2 separate regions of the Homo sapiens genome follow, and region 1 is linked to region 2. The links are chromatin loops, found by intact Hi-C in ENCODE. Cell type or tissue: endothelial cell of umbilical vein. All regions are shown on one strand. Links, peaks and the distances in the headings refer to the core of each region. The heading gives the core; the rest is flanking DNA. Region 1 overlaps L3MBTL4 (L3MBTL histone methyl-lysine binding protein 4). Region 2 overlaps TMEM200C (transmembrane protein 200C).

The links. Peaks named below come from ENCODE experiments on the same cell type or tissue, not always from the same donor. Only the 100,000 strongest peaks of a DNase experiment are listed, where the experiment ranks them.
Region 1: a loop joins it to region 2, with 20 times the contacts of the local background. A loop is called at or near these places in 39 of 110 quality-filtered maps.

What each region holds. Positions count from the first base shown.
Region 1 is chr18:6,213,003-6,222,891 of GRCh38, forward strand. L3MBTL4 (L3MBTL histone methyl-lysine binding protein 4) reads right to left here. Exons shown (of 19, transcript NM_001330559.2): 11 at 2,748-2,833; 12 at 147-257. Among named protein-coding and RNA genes, the nearest start is that of L3MBTL4-AS1, 39 kb to the right of the region's middle. RefSeq lists an enhancer at 6,211-6,260. In endothelial cell of umbilical vein, for the core only: a CTCF peak has its summit at 6,326 (motif pointing left); a DNase peak (open chromatin) is centred at 6,269.
Region 2 is chr18:5,874,630-5,884,518 of GRCh38, forward strand. TMEM200C (transmembrane protein 200C) reads right to left here. Exons shown (of 2, transcript NM_001395400.1): 2 at 7,443-9,889. MIR3976HG (MIR3976 host gene) reads left to right here. Exons shown (of 10, transcript NR_172496.1): 5 at 1,624-1,755; 6 at 3,814-3,990; 7 at 5,942-6,139. Among named protein-coding and RNA genes, the nearest start is that of TMEM200C, 16 kb to the right of the region's middle. In endothelial cell of umbilical vein, for the core only: a CTCF peak has its summit at 4,944 (motif pointing right); no DNase peak of the experiment used is centred there.

The sequences.
Region 1 (9,889 bases), core at 1,349-9,348, 340 kb after region 2:
TCAAATCCAGAACGCTTTTCCCCCCAGAAAATTATTGTGCAGATGAATTAAAAAACGAGAAAGGTTCAGAGAATGGGAGGGTAGAGGAAACAAAAGTAATGTAGGAAAAATATTGATATAATAACATAATAATTTAAAATATGTACCTTTACTCTTTGGTCATCAACATCTACAATCGTAGCAACACGAATTAACCTGGGGTTCCGTTTATCCACAACTTCAAGTTTCATATTTGGCAGAAAACCATGAGGCAACCTCTGTAAATGTTATTATAAGTACAACAAATCATGCAAAATTCAGTAATTCAGATATCCTACTAATTTTTTCTAAAATACTACTGTTTTAGTTTTAATATGCAGATCTTCAATACAACTGGAATTTAGTGTTTTTTGTTTTGCTTTTTTGTTTTTGTTTTTGTTTGTTTTTTGAGATGGAGTTTCACTCTTGTTGCCCAGGCTGGAGTGCAATGGTACGATCTCAGCTCACTGCAACCTCCACCTTCCGGGTTCAAGCGATTCTCCTGCCTCAGCCTCCCAAGTAGCTGGGATTACAGGCATGCACCACCATGCCCAGCTAATTTTGTGTTATAAGTAGAGACAGGGTTTCACCATGTTGGCCAGGCTGGTCTTGAACCCTTGACCTCAGGTGATCTGCCCACCTCGGCATCCCAAAGTGCTGGGATTACAGGCGTGAGCCATCATGCCCAGCCAGAACTTAGTTTTAAGAGCACATAGGACTGTATGCATATTATTTCATCCGATTCACAAAAACCTGTGAGAGAAAAAATAATTTTTTGGCCATTTTAAAGATAACTAAAAAGACAAAGACAGATTATATCATAAATTTGTTAATGATTACACTAAAGTTCAAAAAGCATCTTATTACAGTTCCTATATTAGTTTAGTTTTTTTCCTTCTTTCTGATATTGACCTTATAATTTCAGAAACTATTGACTATTCTCATTGCCCAGTTTCAAACTGTATGGCACAGAAGGCAAAATTCTTTAATAAAAACTCAGAAAGGAGAAACACGATCCTTTATAAATCTAAAATATGCTTAGATAAAAGCTGTGTAATTTCAGCTGTTAAACTGTTTTAAAAGCATACTATGATGTACTTTAAAGCCATAGCCTATGCTTTTGTCATTTCATCTGTAACAAGAGACAGGTGATCTGTGTTATGGTTTCTTTCACTTGAAAGGAAGAAACCACAGGCTCATGCCTGTAATCCCAGCACTTTGGGAGGCCGAGGTGGGCAGATCACCTGAGGTGATCTTGCTAGGAACCAAGAGTCTATAACCACAGACACACAGGGATTCATAATCACGGAGTAAGAAAAAAGACACTGGACTTAACCAAATCACAGAAACTAAGGAAATTCAACTCTCAAAAATCAAAATCAAAAGCAACTCTGATAGTTTCTATAGGTTGGCAAAAAGTTTCACTTTGAAAGCTATTACACATAAAAGTGTTCAATTGGTTTTATTGGAAACAAAAGTGTTTTGAATTTTTCAAGTTCAGAAATGGCAAAAGGAAAATAAAACCCAACTAATATGTCAGTAATAAACAGTCAAATCTTTCTGCAATATCTGGTGTGTTTCTCTCCAGCTTTTGTAGAAACACATTTTCTTTGTAAGATGCATTATCACATCTACTAAATGGAGTATACTGACTGTAATTAGGTCTTTCATCCCGGAGAATCTTTCTGTTCTCCCCAACATCACTGTCCTGAACAACAGAGGTAGAAGAGTTTAGTATTGTACACGCCTAAGGTACATCCCTGAGCTGAATCCACAATAACCCAGGACAGAGCTTGGAAGTTGCCTTCTTAGCTACTTTTCAGAATTTTATTTTCTTGTCATTTTCCTCTTGGAAAAGTCAAGTACAATAAGCATTTTTGCTTGCTGAACCTTTGCTCTTTTTAAACCCTTCCTAGTACTCCAACACTTCTACTTTCCTGATTTTATTATATGGACATTTCCCCCCAAATACTGTTAATTATAATCAATTTTTTCAAAAAATGAAATATCATTTTGTTTCAAGCCGCTCTTGATCTCTAGACAATTTTCAGTAAATGAAATTATATGCAGAAGCCCAATATATAAAATTCTGATTAAAGACAAGTTGGGGAACATGAAACACACAGAGAACTGAAAGGGAATAGAGTTTGAAAACCGCTGGTTTAGGTTTAGGATATAAATATCTTTAACTGTACTACCTATGTACTTTATTTTAGAAATTAATTTATACTTAGTTCAATCCTGGAATAAATATATAAGTACAAATTTAAAAATCAGTATTCTAACAAATGCTGAAAGAAAGGTTTACCTCAAAATATATAACATTATCCACACAAAGGCTATGCATTCAACAATTTTGTTATGGCATCATGGACAGTCAAACAGTCCCTGAGAGAGTGGTACTGTGAAAATTCAGAGTTCTCACTCAGCAGACTAATAGAACCAGAAATGTAAGGAATGGATCATCAGCAGTTGATGAGGTGTTTTCAATTGTACCTCTGATTTGCCATTTTTCAAGGAAGGAAACCATCATCTACATTTCTATATGGGAACAATAGCAGATGAGTCACCTACTTTGTATTTTTAACTAAAAGAAAAGCATATTGGTTATGAAATTACTACTTGAATTTAGAAAGAAAAAACTAGAATAATTTTAAACTGCCAAATGTAGGCATGACTCAATACAAACGTTGTTTAAAGGTGAGAGTTTGTACCCACATAGAACTTACCATTTTAAAAACTTTGGCAGGAACTGCATTGGTTTGAGTAGCTTCCAGGTATTCTGTCCAGGAAAAATTTTCTGGATTGGGATAACCTGAAAATATATATATATAAATAGCAAAAGATTACTCATAGATATTCTGATTCCCGTATACTACAAAACGTTGGATGATATGACACCTAATGTTAATTGAATGCTCACCATTAAACAGACCTGATGCTAAGAACTTCAGATATATTAATTCACTTAACCATAACCTCTGAGAAGGCAAAGGCATGCCTGCACTCAAGCACTTACTCCATGGTACTCTCATTCACTCAACAAGGTTAAGTGAGTTGGCCAAGGTCAAAGGCCATGTGAGTACTTCACAGAGCCAGGTGAGACCCAGGTTTCTGACTCCCAAGCTCCAACAGAAGGCTCCTTAGCAGTTTGAAAACACTTACAAGCAACCATCTGACCTCATACCATGAATTGGAAAAAAAAGACTCTGAAAATCTTTCAAATTTCTCTAATCATTCTATATCTATTAAAGCTTTAGTCTCATTATTAAATCTTTGTAATTACAATTTCCTAAAATTGCAGTTAAAACTATATATTGAACATGATATAAAGAACTCTATTTCAAATTTCCTTCTTGTTTCTCTTTATGTTTGTGTTCTTTCATTCCTAATTAAATTTGCTAGAGATCTATATAGTATAGTTTTATTTATCTTTCCACGCAATAAGTATTTAGATTTATTCATCAGCTCTATTTTTTCTTCTTTTTTCTTTTCTAATTATATTGTTTACTGCTTTTACTCTTATTACTTCCTCCCTCCTACATCTCTTCAGTTTATTTTATATTTGTTTTGTCAAATTGAATTATAAACATAACTTATTTTCATTTAAAATGAAATAGACAATGAACCTGCCATTGTTGCCACTAAATTCAGGTTTAGACAGCTGGACACATTTTTTAAAAATATGTATTCTTCTCACTTTTTATTTTCTAGAAACCAATTATAATTGTAATCTGTGTTGTCTTGATTTAATCCTTAAATATTTATTTGAGATACTCCAAGTAATTTTCATATTTGTTTAAAATAGTAACACTAATATCTAGTTTACTACATAATAGTTTCAGAATGTCATGTGACATATAGAATTCCTGCTTTTGAGGTTTGAGGATTTCTTTTTAGTATAAAATAGAGTCAACAATTTTTAAAAAACAGAGTATATATGTATTTTAAAGTATGTTAGCATTTTCAGTAATACAATCTAGCTATATTATGCAAAAATCTGTCCTTTAAGCAGAAAGTCTGAAGCAATATGCTCAATTCTCTAAAATAAGTATTTTTTTACAATTCCCCCATATTTCTGATCATTTTTCCTTCATTTTTATGCTTTTTAATAAAAATATATTTAAAGGAAAGTACACAAATCAAGTGGATAGACTGAACATTTTTCAAAAAACTAGCATACCAGCATAACCAGACACAGATCTAAACCAGGACATTTCCAGAGCTCCAGGATCCCCTCCCCATCATCGTCCCTTCTAGGCACCATACCACCCTCCTCAAAGAGAAATCCCTACCCTCGCTTCCAACCACAGAGATTTGTTTTCTTCTGTTTTTCCCTTTACGTAAATGCAATCACACAGCATGTGCTCCTTTGTGGTGAACATCTTTTGCTCTGCATTCCGAATGTGAGGGTCAGGTGGATTATTGCCTTCAGAACATTCATTTTCATTGTTGTATAATATTCCATTATGTGAGTATTTCACAATTTATCTATCTATTCTACTGATTGTGGTCATTTGGGTGGTTTCCATTTGGGAGCTATTATTAAAAATGCTGCTATGAACATTCTGGTATATTCTTTTTAGTGATAAGAAGTATACATTTATGTTGGAATGCATCCAGGAGTAACACTGCTAGATCATGGAGTACTTTGCTTCATATTTTGATGTTACATCATTCTGTACATAAAATGTTTGGCATGAGTTGTGCTTTCTATTTATTCTTGATATAGAGAAAATTTCCCTTTCCCTTTTGGATACATTTATGTATTTTGTCTCAAATTATTTTTACTAAAAATTATATTGCCACCCTATTATTTTCTGTTTGTGTTTGCTGATAATATTTTACCCATCGTTTTTACTTTTATATTATTTTGTTCCAGACATATCTATTTTAATCACTTTCTAAATGGACTTTTAAATTAATTTACATTTGTTTTCACCACTAGTTTTTTAATCTAATTTCTGTAAACATGTTTTAAGCTGAATTTTTTTTAAGCTCTCTTGAGGTTTCCTTTGCTTTCTATCCTTTCCTTTATGAGTTATACTATATATTTTATGTTTCAATAAGTATTTCTGCAGTTGCATTTACTTTTTCTTTTTCAAGAGATGAGGTTTCTCTAGGCTGCCCGGGCTGGAATGCGGTGGCTCTTCTGACACAGTCATAGAGGACTGCAGCCTCAAACTCCTGGGCTCATGTTGTTCTCTCACCTCCGCCTTCTGAGTAGCTGGGACTACAGGCACATGATACCACACCCAACTCTGCATTTACTTTTATAGCTGATACTTTTTAAAATCATCCAAATCCATTTATCACATTTTGGATCTCCACATTTCTGTGTAGATTTTGAACCATGCCCACACCTGGCCCCTTCCATGCTGGGCTTCTTCACCCAGGCACCTGACCAGTACATATGGTTGGATAGAGCGAAAGGAAACCTGAGTGTAGGGGACTAAGGACTGGATGTGAGGTAAGTAAGAGAGACAGTACCTGGTCCTGTCCCAGCCTGGTAAAGAGACTTGGCATGCTACTGTGAGAGTCACTATCCTTCTTCCCCTTTTTGTGAAAAACAGGTGAAAATTAAAGGCTGTGACCGTTTTAAATGGCTCTTAAGCAGCAATTGCGTCTATGCCACTCTCAGAAATGAGCTATGTACATGCAAAAAAGGGAAAATATTGTACCTGTATATTCCCTGTTCAATGAACCCAAAGAGAGAAGAATGTCATATGGCCCAGGGAGAGTTGCAAAAGCCACGTACTCCAACTTTCTTCCTTCCGACCCCAGCCCTGAGTCCTGGTAGACCTTGGGAAGCAAGAAGTAGGGCTGCAGGGGGAGTGGGAGGGGCCAGGTCCATGCACACAGCAGTGCAGCAATACCGTGGAAGAAGCTTTCCAACGATTTAAATTCCTACTTGAGACAAGAATGAAATACAGGAGACCGCCCCATGGAACAAGAACAGCCTTTAACCTCTTCACCCCTCTCAATGAAAACCCACCTCTAACTGGCTTCCATTTATAGGTAAGCACTGTACTCACTTACATGAAGTCAGTTATTCCTCATCTATCCCTGTGAGGTACACTTTTATCTACATTTTTTAGGTGAGAACTTGAGCCTTGAGCAGCCTGCCAAGTGCTATACAGTTAGAAAGTGGAAGAAATGGTATCTGAACAATGACGCGTGGCTCCATCAACCTCATACTTATCACTTCGTCCTGCTGAGACTGAAAACCCAGCGCATCCATGATCCAAGGCAGCCCCTTTCAGGCCTCAGGACTGAGATGCTGAGCTCCCTCTGGAGGCCAAGGCATAGAACTGCGACAGCGAGAGGGCGGGACTGTAAACTGCTGGACTGGAGACTGGGCTATATTGTTTAAATTATTTATTCATGTCCCACCTCATTCCATGCCATTTTGAGTTAAAAACTTGCATGCTTTGGTTCAGCCACCCATGCCCACAGCCACAGCTTGGACCTCATTCTTTAGGTCCAAGCTGTGGCTGTGGGCATGGGTGGCTGAACCAAAGCGTGGAAAAAGTGTCACAGAAATTAGGATCAAGGAAGTACTGAGCTAGGGCGTCGGCCACTCAGCCCTGGATTTCCTCATGGTGCCAGCAATTCTTCCGGTAAAACGGTAGATCTGGGTGACAAATATCTTCAGTTAATGATGAAGAATAATTAAAAATCATCTGGATGGTGGCAAAATTAGGGGTGAGATGGAGTGAAGCAGAACAGCCTGAACGCTCAGGAAGAAGGGGATTTTCCAAACAGCTGAGAACTGTTTTAGAAGACGAGGAGAACTACTTGGGATGTGGCAAAATAAGCCGTCTCCTTTACAGGCTGCAGGGAAGTGGTGGCCTCGAGAGGGACAAAGGAGGAGGCCCTGTGTGAAAAAGCTGGGATCAGCTGGACATGGCGGCACACACCTGTAGTCCCAGCTACTCAGGAAGCTGGAGTGGGAGGATCACTTGAGCCGCTGAGTTCAAGACCAGCCTAGGAACATAACGAGACCTCACCTCTATTTTAAAACACAATTTAAAAAATAAAAATAAAAAGAAGAAACTGAGATCTAGGGAGATTACTTCCAGAACCTGGAGTGGAACGCATTCAGGGTCAAGAAAAAGCCCTTCTGGAGGATGCAAATATGGAAGCAAAAAAGGAAACATGTAAGGGTTAAACAATGGTAAATATAAGTTAAAACCTTCTCTACCATGTCATTCCAATGGCTTCCTCGATTACACAGGGGAAAAGCAAGTGCTTACCATGACCTACAGGGCCCTACAGAACTTGGCCCCACTACCGCTCTGACCTCATCTCCTGTTCACTACACTCCTGCTGTAACTAGAACACTGCAGACATCCTCCCTCTTCAAGTTCTTGTACTTGTTGTTCCTTTACCTGGAGAGTTATCTGTAGATATCCTCCAGACTTGTCACCTTATCTCAAATGCCACTCAACTGTCACCTTCTCGCTCAGTCCCACCCTGACTCTCTATATAATAGGGAGCCCCCCTCCCAAATGTATGTGCCCTTCCTAACCCCATTACTTGCCTTATTCTTCTCCACAGCACTTATTGACACCTAACACAGTGTGTGTTGTGAATATTTCATTTCTCTTGCTCCATTAGAACATAGGCTGCCTTATGATAGGAATATGTTCACTTCACTGTTATTTCCTCACAACATACAGCTGGTATTCAGTAAGTATTTGGTAAATATTTGTTGAATGAATAAAATATATTTCCTGAAACATTTACATTTTACATTTTGGTGGCCAAGAATGATAGAGATACAAGCCAAAATGATACCAGTCTAGCCCCAAAATTCTGAATGAAACTCTGATACAAAGTTTTTTGCCTGCTGGTACTGGTGGCATCAGAGGTACCATTTGAACAAAATGGTGCTGGTGTGTCAATACTGGCTAATGTTCCAACAGCACTGTAAACTGGATGATGCCAAGAAAAAGCCGTCTGATCTGTGGCATCTATACAATGCAAATGTAATACTCCTCAGTTTTTTTTTCCATATTAGAAGGCCATGTAAGAAGGTGTAATACTGGTTTCAGATTTTTTTTTAAAGGCACCCTCGATTATTTTTCCTCTAGGAACAACAGCCTAAGCAGCAACCTATTTTTTCCACTGGAACATTCTTTCTAAAGAATTGAGCTCATGAATCAATAGCACAAGTCCTTAAGTTCCTGACTAGTCTGGGTGACCTGTCCCTTAGGAACTAGAGAAGCAGAACAACCACAATTATACTGGTGGCCAATTCAGGAAACAAAATCATTGCTGTATGACAAGCAGGTTTTAAGTAATGGCCAATAGTCCTATTTAATAAGCAGCAATAAAAGGGATCTGCCAAGGGTCTATCACAATAGACAAATCTATCTGTCTATTGGATCTGCCAAGGGTCTATCACAATAGACAGAATGTTCAGCATGAACACACATGCTGGATGGACACTTCATCAAACTCAATTCTACTGATGAGGAAAGTGAGACCTGGCATTTTAAGTGACTCATACAAGGCAAGGCAACTAACAACGAAGTCAAAGCTAGAGCCTGTGTCTCCTGACTTGCAATTTGTAGAAATCAAAACTTCTAAAGAGCTACTTTGAGGTTTACTGAGTGCTCTAGGCTGCTGGGCCTGAAGTCTCAGAGAAAGCATCAATAGAATAATTAGGATTATGTGACTAGTACCAGTGCGGCCCTGGCTAGCTTTCACTATCATTTTAAGAACCTGAATTATATAAGAAAGCCCCTCAGAGGCCACTTATTCATTTGTTTCAAGTGTCTCTCACAAGGCAGGGCAGTGAGTCATCCAAATATCCGGGCCTCCAATGATAGAGATTGAGGAAAGTTACACTACCTGAAAGCTGTCATTCTGCTAGTAGGTTCTGCACATACAGAAGGGCCCTTCATGGAAACAATCATAGGACCAAGTGGTCACTAATTGTCTTGTATGAAATAGTGGCATGCTGTTCAGTACATGACTCAGAAATACAAGATTTGAAGAAAATCAGATGCTTCAATCGTGGCCAAGCCTAATTCAGGTTCACCCTTTATTGTTTCAAAACACATGTTGAAAATGACCTCACATTTACGGTGCCTTAGATATTAGAAGTCTTACATTCATATTCAGCTCATAACAATTAAAGTTAAAATATCTTTCTGGCAAAAGAACATAAGTTAGACTCTCTAACATTTACAGCAGTACGTCAGATTTTTTACTTGATCATTAATTAGTTTCTAAAGCATAGGGAGAATTCTTTGATCTACAGTATGAAATATCAGCACCTCAGGAGCTTGTCAAAGAGCTCATTTTATAATTGATTGTTTTGCTCAAAGTATGGCTGAGCTGTACTATATCCAGAATACACTATGTAAAGAAATAAACTCTCTTTTGTGTCTGGCGAGATCACCAGAAAACAACCTATCTGTGTTGCACTGGCTGAGCGCCCAGCAGAACTGTCTTCAATACCATGGCTCATGCGGGATCTAATCTAACCCAATGTTTTGGCAGGCATTTGAGACAGAGTAATGAGTTCTATTTCTCTCTGTCTCTCAATACTTAAGATTTTAAAATAAAAAGCTAGGGTTGTTTTTCTCTTAGTTTCTCTAACCGTATCATATTCCACTGAGTGACACTCTATTACAGACCTAGCAATCCTCACGTTATATCTTTATTGTTCTTTATTACATCCTCAGCTCCTAGCTGTGCCTCACATTTGGTAGGCACTCAATTCATATCGTTCAATTCATTAATTAATAATTTATATTATCCTCTGAACTCTTACCTTCCTTATGCCAACAGAATCTATCTATAGAAACTAGCACAGTTCCATTTAAAATACAGTAATCTTTTGTTTGGCTAAAAAAAA
Region 2 (9,889 bases), core at 629-8,628:
CCATCACCTAGGGCAATGGAACACAAGGAAACATTATTTGTTCACAATTCTCTGGCTCCAGCTCTAACCACCTTTACTCACCACAGCAGACAGAATAGGGGTGTGTGTGTGTGTGTGTGTGTGTTGTACCTGCATTTTAAATTAGGCCTAGGTTGGGGTAAATGTTGTCTTAGAGAGTTTCAGAAAAAGGTATGCTGCTGTGATTAAATTTTTCCTCAGATGAAGCTGCTGAGGAGGCCAACTCTATCCAGTAAAAAGACATTCTAAAAAATTCCATTTAGCAAACATTTGTCTTTAACGCAAATGAACAACAAACATACTATTTAAATTTTATTGGTTTTTTTCCTTATTGTGTGACTTTCTCTTAAAAAACCCTCAAAGGGAAGAAAAGTGTATAAGTACTACAGTGATCTGTAAGCTAATTATGATAATTCAATTTACATAGAGTTTCTATTCCTACAATTAGAAGCACTAAACTTATATTGAGCCACAGGAACAAAAAAAGGGCTAGCAGTGTCGACTCTTCTTATAGTAAAATTGAAGGGACAGTTCAAAGTGGTTTGTTCTAGAAGAGTTTTATCAATTATTATTTGAGTGACCATTGATTGTGACTTGGGAGTATTCTTGTGTGTGTGAAGATACTCAATAAATGTTTAGTCTTTGTTATGAGAGCAAGTGGTGTCAATTTGTCAAAAATTCCTAGAACAAAGGAATATAATTGTATTTATTACCAGCGAACTGCACACTTAAAATGGTTAAAATAGTAAAGTATATATGTGTATTTTACCCCAATAAAAATTAATAAATAAAATATTCTTGTTAATTGGGTGCTGAGTGTACTGCCACTCACTTGCACACCTGACATTGAATACCAAGGGCAATGTGAGGAGGAGAGAGATACCCATTAAACTCTGGCAATAAGGAATCTCCTGTGCTTCCTTGTAAGTTTCAGGTATTTTCATTGTAAGCACAATAGCCAACTCTAGCTAATAAGCAAAAACAAAAGAAAACAAATTGAGAGGAAGGAGAACTGGAATAATCTGTTATGTCTAACAACAACAGCAATGACAGCAAAATCAGGCTTACCCTTGCAGGAGCCAGGGCAGCTTCAGGAACCTCAGTGACAAGATTTTGGGGACCTACTATTTGGAGCACTGTGGTTAACACAATGAGACCCAACCTCAAGGGCTCTTGTTCTCTGGTTCTCCTTCCTCCACATGTTAAACATATGGGAAAGAAAATGTGACTGGCCAAGCTCAGGTCTGGTGTCAATACCTAGGTCAATTAGCTACGGCCAGGTGTGAACAGAAGGATGAAGGAACTGCAAGTCAGGCAGCTGTCTCAAGTGGCATTTACTACACTCCTCTGCCATTTTACTCTGAAAGACTTTGATAAATTAAGCATCACCTTCCACTTTATCCCCCTCTTAATGTGCTCTCCTAGAGTAGCACCACAGGTGCCAGACTTACAACCTTTGTTTTCTCCTATTTAGTCTTAACCCTCGTTCCTAAAGCACAGGTATTTACACGAATGTATCTGGCTTAATTCATACTGAGGAGTGAATAACTGACAGCCCTTTGTTTACTGTATTTTTAAATTATTTTTTACATTTTGGTAAAACAGCCGGATACAGTGGCTTGCACCTGTGGTCTCAGCGACTTGGGCGACTGAAGCAAGAAGATCACTTGAGCCTAGGAGTTCGAGGCTACAGCAAGCTATGACCGTGCCACTGCACTCCAGCCTGGGCGTGACAGAGTAAGACCTAATCTCTAGATTTTTAGTAAAAAGTACATTACATAAAATTTACCTTATTAGCCACTTTTATGTGTACAGTTCTGTGGCATTAATTACATTCACATTGCTATGCAACTATCACCACCGTCTGTCTGCAGAACTTTTAAACCTTTTCCAACTGAAACTTTGTACTCATTAAACAACTTCCCATTCCTTCCTTCCCCCAACTCCTGGTAATTTCTAATTTACTCTGTGTCTGCATAAATTTGCCTTCTCTAGTGACATCGTATAACTGGAATAATACAGTGTTTGTCCTTCTGTGACTGGCTTATTTCACTTAGCAGAATGTCTTCAAGGTTCATTGATGTTGCAGCATGTGTCAGAGTTTCCTTCCTTTTTTAAGGCTGAATAATATTCCACTGTGGGTATATCCCACATTATGTTTATCCATGCATCTATCTATGGACACCTGGGTTGTTTCTACCTTTTAGCTATTATGAATAATGCTGTTATGAACATGGGTATATGCATACTGTATTTTTTCCCATTGGGCTCATGAACAAAGTTGCCATGGCAGCAGAGACAATAATAAGCCCCCAGTATGAGTGGCAGGTTGATCACATTGGACCACTCTCATCATGGGAGGGAGAGTGTGTTATTCTCACTGGCATAGACACCTACCCTGGATATAGATTTGCCTTCCCTACTGAAATGCTTCTGCCAAAACCACCATCTGTGGATTCCAGAATGTCTTTTTCATCATCATGATATTCCACATAGTTCTGATTCTGCCAATAGAACTAATTTTACAGTAAATGTGGTTTGTCAATGGGCTCATGTTCATGAAATTCACCAGTTTCAGTCATCTAAACAACTAGCCTGAAGGAATGATGGAATGGCCTTTTGAAGGCTTAGTTGTAACACCAGCTGTGTGGCAACACTTTGCAGGCTGGGGTAACATTCTCTAGAATATGGTATATTCTCCAAGTCAGCAAACAGTATGCCTTGATGCCTTTCCCATAGTTATGATTCACGTGTCTAATGATGAAGGGGTAGAAATGGAAGTGATTCCTCCCACTGTTACCTCTAATGACTAGTAAGTGAATTTCACTCGTATGTGAAATTTTTGCTTCCCGTAGCTGCAATTCTGGGCTATGCTAGTCTAAAGATCTTAGTTCCAAAGACAGGGATGCTTCCATGAAGCACAAAGTGTTGGTTCCATTAAACTGGAAGTTGAGATTGTCATCTTGGCAAAGAAAGGAGTGCCTGTACTAGCTGATGTGACTATTCTGACTATCAAGTGGAAATTGGTTTGCTACTCCACAGTGTGGGTAAGGAGGCTGTCCCGAATGCAGGAGAACCTGATAGTGCCTGTTAGAATTACTATGTCCTATAAGGAAAAACTACAGCAACCCCATATAGGCAGAACAGCTCTGGGCACAGACCTTTCAAGAAGGAAGGCTTAGGTCACCTGCCAGAAAGGGAATCACAACCAGCCAATGTTCTTGCTCAAAGTGAAGAGAATAGAAAATATGAAAACTTATTTCTTTCTTCCTTGCTCTGACTCTTCTTTTGTCTAACTTATGATACGTTAATAGTAGTTCACTTGATTATATACCTCAATACTTAAACTACAGGGTGGCAAAGGGTTGGGGGTGAACTAGCTACAAGAATGAGCATCACTAAAGAAGACTGAGTTTGTACTCTTTTTTGTAGAGAGTTTTGCTGTGTTTTCAGGTGTGTGAGAGACAGCTACATCACATTAGGTAGAAGCATGATGTTGCTTATGTCCTTATTTAGAAATTAAATATAGTTAAAGAGGTGCATATGGATGCCAAACTGACAACAGATGGACTCTGGTGTTTTTTAACCATGTGGACTTGGTTAGGTTAGACCTATTTTCTCAGAATATACCGCTCTGTAGGATTCTGAGTTAGAGTCAGCCAGAAGACCAATTTGAAGAAGGTGGAAGTAACACAGCAGTTGTTGCCCTTGGGGGTCATTGCGTTCGATGAGGTTACAGCAGATGCAGTGGCACCAGTGGGCTCCAGCCTGTCCTTACTCTCCCCCTCTCCGCAGCCAGCTCTTCTTCTGAAGGATGACCACCTGGAATAAGAGCAGCCCTAGGCCCCCCACCTCACTCCAGGTGGCAGATCCACAGAGATGGTAGCGATACAGAAGCACAGCTTCCGATGGCTTCCCCGTGTCTTCAGTTTGCAGCCTTATTTCGGTGCTTGGACGTGCTTAACTTCTCAGGTTGGTGACTTCCCCCGAAACTCCAAATTCCTTCCTGGAACATCACTTTCCCCAGATCCTCCTACGACCAGACAACGTCCCATTCTTGAACTAAATCCCTTGTGCCATAGAGAGCTCACAGTGCCTCTGCTTTCTGAGTGAACCCTGAATGATTCAAAATTCTGTATCACACCAGGGGAAGAAACTTCCAAGTGGTGAGTGATTGAGAGAATAGTTCCTACTCCTGGAAACCAAATAATTGCTGGTTATTATCATGTCATTATTAACTAGTAATAATAGTAGCCGGCATTTACTGAGCACCCACCATATGCCAGACACACGGCCTTATATGCCTTGTGCCATTTAATACTCACAAAAACCTGCTGAGGTAGGTACTTGTCCTATTTTGCAGGTGAGAAAGTTTTTAGAGCTAGCTCAGTGCTGAAAATGTACACTCTTGACTATGCTATTTTCATAAAATTCTCCTCCACATGTCACACATTGAAATTATTTGTTTACATATCAGTGTCCTCTACTAGAATATGACATTTCAAGGTCAAAAAGTACATATTTTTGATATCTTCATTCTTAAAGACAGAGTCTGAAAATTAGAAGGTCTATGATAAATGTTTGCTAAAGAAATTGATGAATAGAAGGAACAGTGGTGAGAAGTGTGGCCGGCATTAGTACTTCTGGTTAAAGAAAACTGGCAGTGAGTCTTGCGACCGACATTTGTTCACATTTCCAGGATGGGAGCCTAGCTACATAAAAGAATTCAGAAAGAATACAGAGTAAGCATATGCTATTAATGGGAGCAATGGTGATAAAAAGAAAATGTTATTATCCAGATCACTTCACATTTTGGTGGGAGGTCAGGGACAACAGGGAAGGGCATGCATTTTATAGAAAAAGCATTTCAAAAAGTACTTTGGAATGTGGCATTTGTTTTTACTTTAAGGAGCACATACACCTACTTGGCAGTAGGGGGAGCAAGATGCAGGGAAATCTAAAATTTTACACTGGACAAAAAATGTGAAGACAACTGAGTCATCTAGGGATAAAAGCATGGGAAAGTGATTTGACACAAAGCTGTCTGAAATGGGCTATTGATATATTTTAAATACTAACTCCTTAACTTAAAATAGTTTTGAATTGGATACTTGAAAGAGTGGGAGGGTGAGAGGGAATGGGTGATGAGAAATTACTTAATGGGTACCAGGTACATTATTCAGGTGATGGACACAGTAAAAGCTCAGACTTCATCATTATTCAAGATATCCATGTATCAAAATTGCACTTGTACTCTTTAAATTTATATGAATAAAAAAATAAAATGGTTTTTGAAATTTCTCAGTAGAGCCCTAGCATTCTAGCACACACTCAAGGGAAAATTGGGCAATGATCAGTATAGGTTTTCAATAAGGATAGAGTAGGATACGTTGTTTTTTAACCTAAATCAGCAGATTTGGGCCAGGTGTGGTGGCTCATGTCTGTAATCCCAGCACTTTGGGAGGTCAAGGCGGGTGGATCACCTGAGGTCAGGAGTTCAAGGCCAGCCCGGCCAACATGTTGAAACCCTGTCTCTACTAAAAATACAAAATTTAGCTGGGGGTGGTGGCAGGCCTCTGTAATCCCAGATATTTGGGAGGCTGAGGCAGGAGAATTGCTTGAACCCGGGAGGCAGAGGTTGCAGTGAGCCGAGATTACGCCACTGCATTCCAGCCTGGGTGACAGAGCAAGAATCCGTCTCAAAAATAATAATAATAATAACAGATTTGCTCTTTAGTGGTAAAATTCACACCACATTTATGCCAATTAGACCCAGCCTTGAACACTTTGTGGTCTAAAGAAAACCAAAATTGAAGGGAAAACTAATGGTACCATTTAATTGAAATTCCCTAGGCATAATATAGTGTGATAAGATAAAATGTGTATTGCTATAAAGGTATGTTTTGCTTATTTTGTAAACAAGGATTATATTCTGCTTTGGAGTGCAAGGAGAAAGTCACAGTCTAGTTTTATGAAGACCAAACTAGAGAAAATCGAGTTATCTTAAAGTGTATGACATCTCCACAAATGAATGTTTATGGCTTTACACTTGGAGTGTTCTTGGAACACTCTTCATAGCAAATCCTCCCTCAGAAGACCCCCACCTGGCATCAGAACAAACGTAAGTTCTTTCAAAATTATTTTGACCATCTCTGAATTTTTTAATTTGAATCTAGGAGGAAAAATCCTGTATATTCAAATTGAGCAATGTAATTGGCTAATGAATTGTTATTATTTTAATTTAATGATGCAAACATTTTGAAATCAATTTCAATGCCTGTAAAGTTGACATTTGTTTGGTTCACCTCACTTTCAGGGCATTTTCTTGTCTAATTAAACCCATGTAGCAAGGACCAGAGCTCCAAAATACTTCAGTCTTCACTTAGGCTGATAATTCTGATTATGGTGGGCATAATGAGAATCCAAACAATTTCACATGAAAACCAAAATATAATATAAAAACTCTCCATGGAATTCATCAAGTCTTATGTATCGCTTTGCTAGTATAAATATGATCAAGTTTCTTCCTAAGCCTGGGCCATGACCAAATTCTATGACATATAAATTTTGTTTTGGAATTTTTCAATTTTTCTTAAGGTCACAGCCTATGTCATTAGAACTATGGCATACATAGCTTGTCAGTCCTATTATCTGCTTGAAGCAAAGGTTTTCTTGCTATGGCATGTGATGATTTATTCTCAAAAGTATTTATTTTTGTTCACAGACTTCAAAATCAGTAAGTTACAAAATTGACTTGCTTTAAGTTTCAATAGTTCGTTCATTGATGCACATGTGTGTGTGCACATACATGAACACTAATCACACCTCCAGGATCTCCTTCAGCCCATAACATTTGCAATTCAAAGTCCCAGGTATCCTTCCACTAATATTTCTATCATCAATTCTAATTTTTATTGCAATAGCCTGATTCCCAAATCTGTAATTCAGGCCAAGACTCAGAAATCAATCTCAGGCAGGCATATTAGTTTTAGACATGATGGAAGAATGTTCCGGATTTTAATAGACAATCTTCCCCCTTCTTCTGTCTTTAAGATTATAAGGACTGCCTATAAATTAAAAGATACAATGGATGGATTACTCCTTATGAGACCCAAACTAGCATCTTTTTGCTGTCTTTCCTCCATGACTTAAATGTGCTGAAAGATGTTGGTAAAAGAGAAAGCATTAAAGATATAGATGCTCCTTGCTGTTCAAGTTGCCCTTTCTAATCTGAGTGAATGAAATCAGAGAAGAGTGAGGCAAGCCTGTGACACTTCCGGGATCTCATCATTTTCAGTGGATAAAAAGGCTTTGCATTCAACCCTCAGCACCAGGGGTTATAATCCAAACAGCCTTGTAGAGCTGGAATTTACAATTTTCTTCCAAAGGACTATGGGAGCATGTCTAAATAATTATACATCTCCACCATTGCGTAAACCAGTTTAATTAACATTTTTCAGGCATGTCACATTTATACATTCACTAAATAATTTTCTAAAATTATGCTGCATTACAAGTTGCCACATATCAACTTGGATTATTTTTACTCATGGCCCTAATCATGTCTGAATTTTATTTTCCTTTTTATATCCCTTTATTTTTTTTTGCTATAATTTGGTACTTCCATTGAAGATGATTCATACTTACAGGCTAGCCAGATGCTTTGTTCAATTTATTTGCCAAGTGTTGCATTTAATTGCCACTGACTTAATGAAAGCTGGCATTTTTTTCAGGCAGGTATAGCATTATTAAATGTCCTTTCCATTCACTTTATAATAAAAGAAATCTTGGAAAGCATTCACCAGCATCTCTCTGACTTAGTCAGAATATCCTACATGAATCAAAGAAAGGTTCTAGTTTTGGACATCCATGGGATTTGAGGAACGAGGAGATTGCAAACATGCACTTCAATTGTGTTTTGGCTTTTCAGTGGCACATGTTTCCAGAAGATATCAGTCAATTTACTCTCTATTTGAGAAGATATAAAAAATTGGGACGCAAACAATTACTTATTATTAGTGCTCAAATTACTTTTCGGTCTTTTTTAAGACTATTATTATTATTACTATTACTATCACTATAAATGCATTCAATTTTTTAAAGTAGTAATCCCAAGCAAGATTAATAAATCAAGAGATGTTCTCAGGCATGAAGCTGAAATAAAACTAGAAATACAAAGAGAATAAATTGTACAATCAAATGAGCAAGCACTCAAGTCGTATTTAGTGCTCCAAACACATTAACCTGCAATGGTTACATAAGCAGAAGGATTAGTATTTAGGTCACCAAATTAGTCTTTTGAATTTTCTTGCTCTTTATCAAGAATTCTATGTGCTTCCTGATATCATTTACCATGACATATTAACCACAGCACTTTATCTACCAGCATTTCCAATTTTTAATCTTCTTACCAATAGATATAACCTTATGGAAGAATTATTAGTGGCTCTGACAATAAACCATAACTGATGATATCTATTAAATTTTATCTATAATGCAAAGTGGTTTTGCAGAATTCTCACTTTCATGGATTAGAAAACACATTTTATATGTTTGCCTTGACTGTGTTTATGCACTAAAAAGATTTTGAAGAAATCAAGTAATTATGTGAGGAATTCAAACTAACAAAATTATACTTTTGTTAATAAAATTATTTTTTTTTTACTTTAATAGAATATTTGTTTTGAAAAGCAGGTTTTTTGCCTGTATCTTTTTGTTTGCAGCTTTGTGCATAAACAAAGTATTAAGCTGCATCTATACTTTGCTATTCTGGCCAAATCTGTTTTCAGTGACTATCTCAAAATGACTGGCTGTTTAAAAATCAAAAGGCATAGTGTTTTTGGTGCCAGTCCACAAACAATACTCATACACATTTGCGACAGTATGTCTGGGTCTTAACCTTTCCTTTTGCTATGAACGCATACGTGAGGAACAAAAAAACGGATGTTTATTATTAACAAAGATAAATTATTTATGTTTCCTGATATAAATGCTGCTGCAAAATTGATGTAGAAATCTGTAGAAATATATTCAGTTATCATGTGTAGATTCTGAAAAATGACCTGTGGCTTGATAGAACAACCCCCAAGTTTATGCTGTCTCCAGTCTTTACGGTACATGGATCAACACACTTGATCCATGATGCAAACAGTGTTGCCAAGTGACAGATTCTCCTCTCAGTTTTATCTCCTTATACACACGTCTAGGGAAATGATTTCCAGAATCTGAAATTTCAAATTTAATGGTAATTTTAAAGCAATGTATAATTCAGCAAAAATCATTCTTGCTCATAAAGATAGCTTAGGTCCAATAAGAATTTAGTTTGTTAGTTCTATGTACTGATACTTCTCAGTTAAGAAGCCCTGCTAGTGAAGGTCAGTTAAAAATGAATCATTAAATATAGAATGTAGGTATATATATTTTGAGCATTTTAATGCCAAACCATCGTAATTTTAATTTCGAATATCCTTCTGCTACTTATAAAGGAGACATCTATTTATCTATATCTATAGATCAGAGATATATAGTTTGTTTTGTTTTTGTTGTTTTTTTCCAAAATAAACACCTCTATGCTATGGAGATACTAGGTAATAATTAAATATCAATTACCTTATGAACATCTGGCTTTTTAAATTGTGTTTTGTGTTCTGCATTTGCTCATGCTGGCCCCACTGGCCAACACACCTTTCCCAGCTTTTTGTACCTATCTGACATTTTCTTCATTTCTCAAGACTCAGCTGGAAGATTTGTATCATAACTCTCTTGTAATATTCACATTATAGTAAAATTATGGTTTATGTGCCTGTCTCAGAAACAATACTATTACAAGATTCTGTGGTCAGAAATTGTGTCTTTCACAGACACAAAAAGG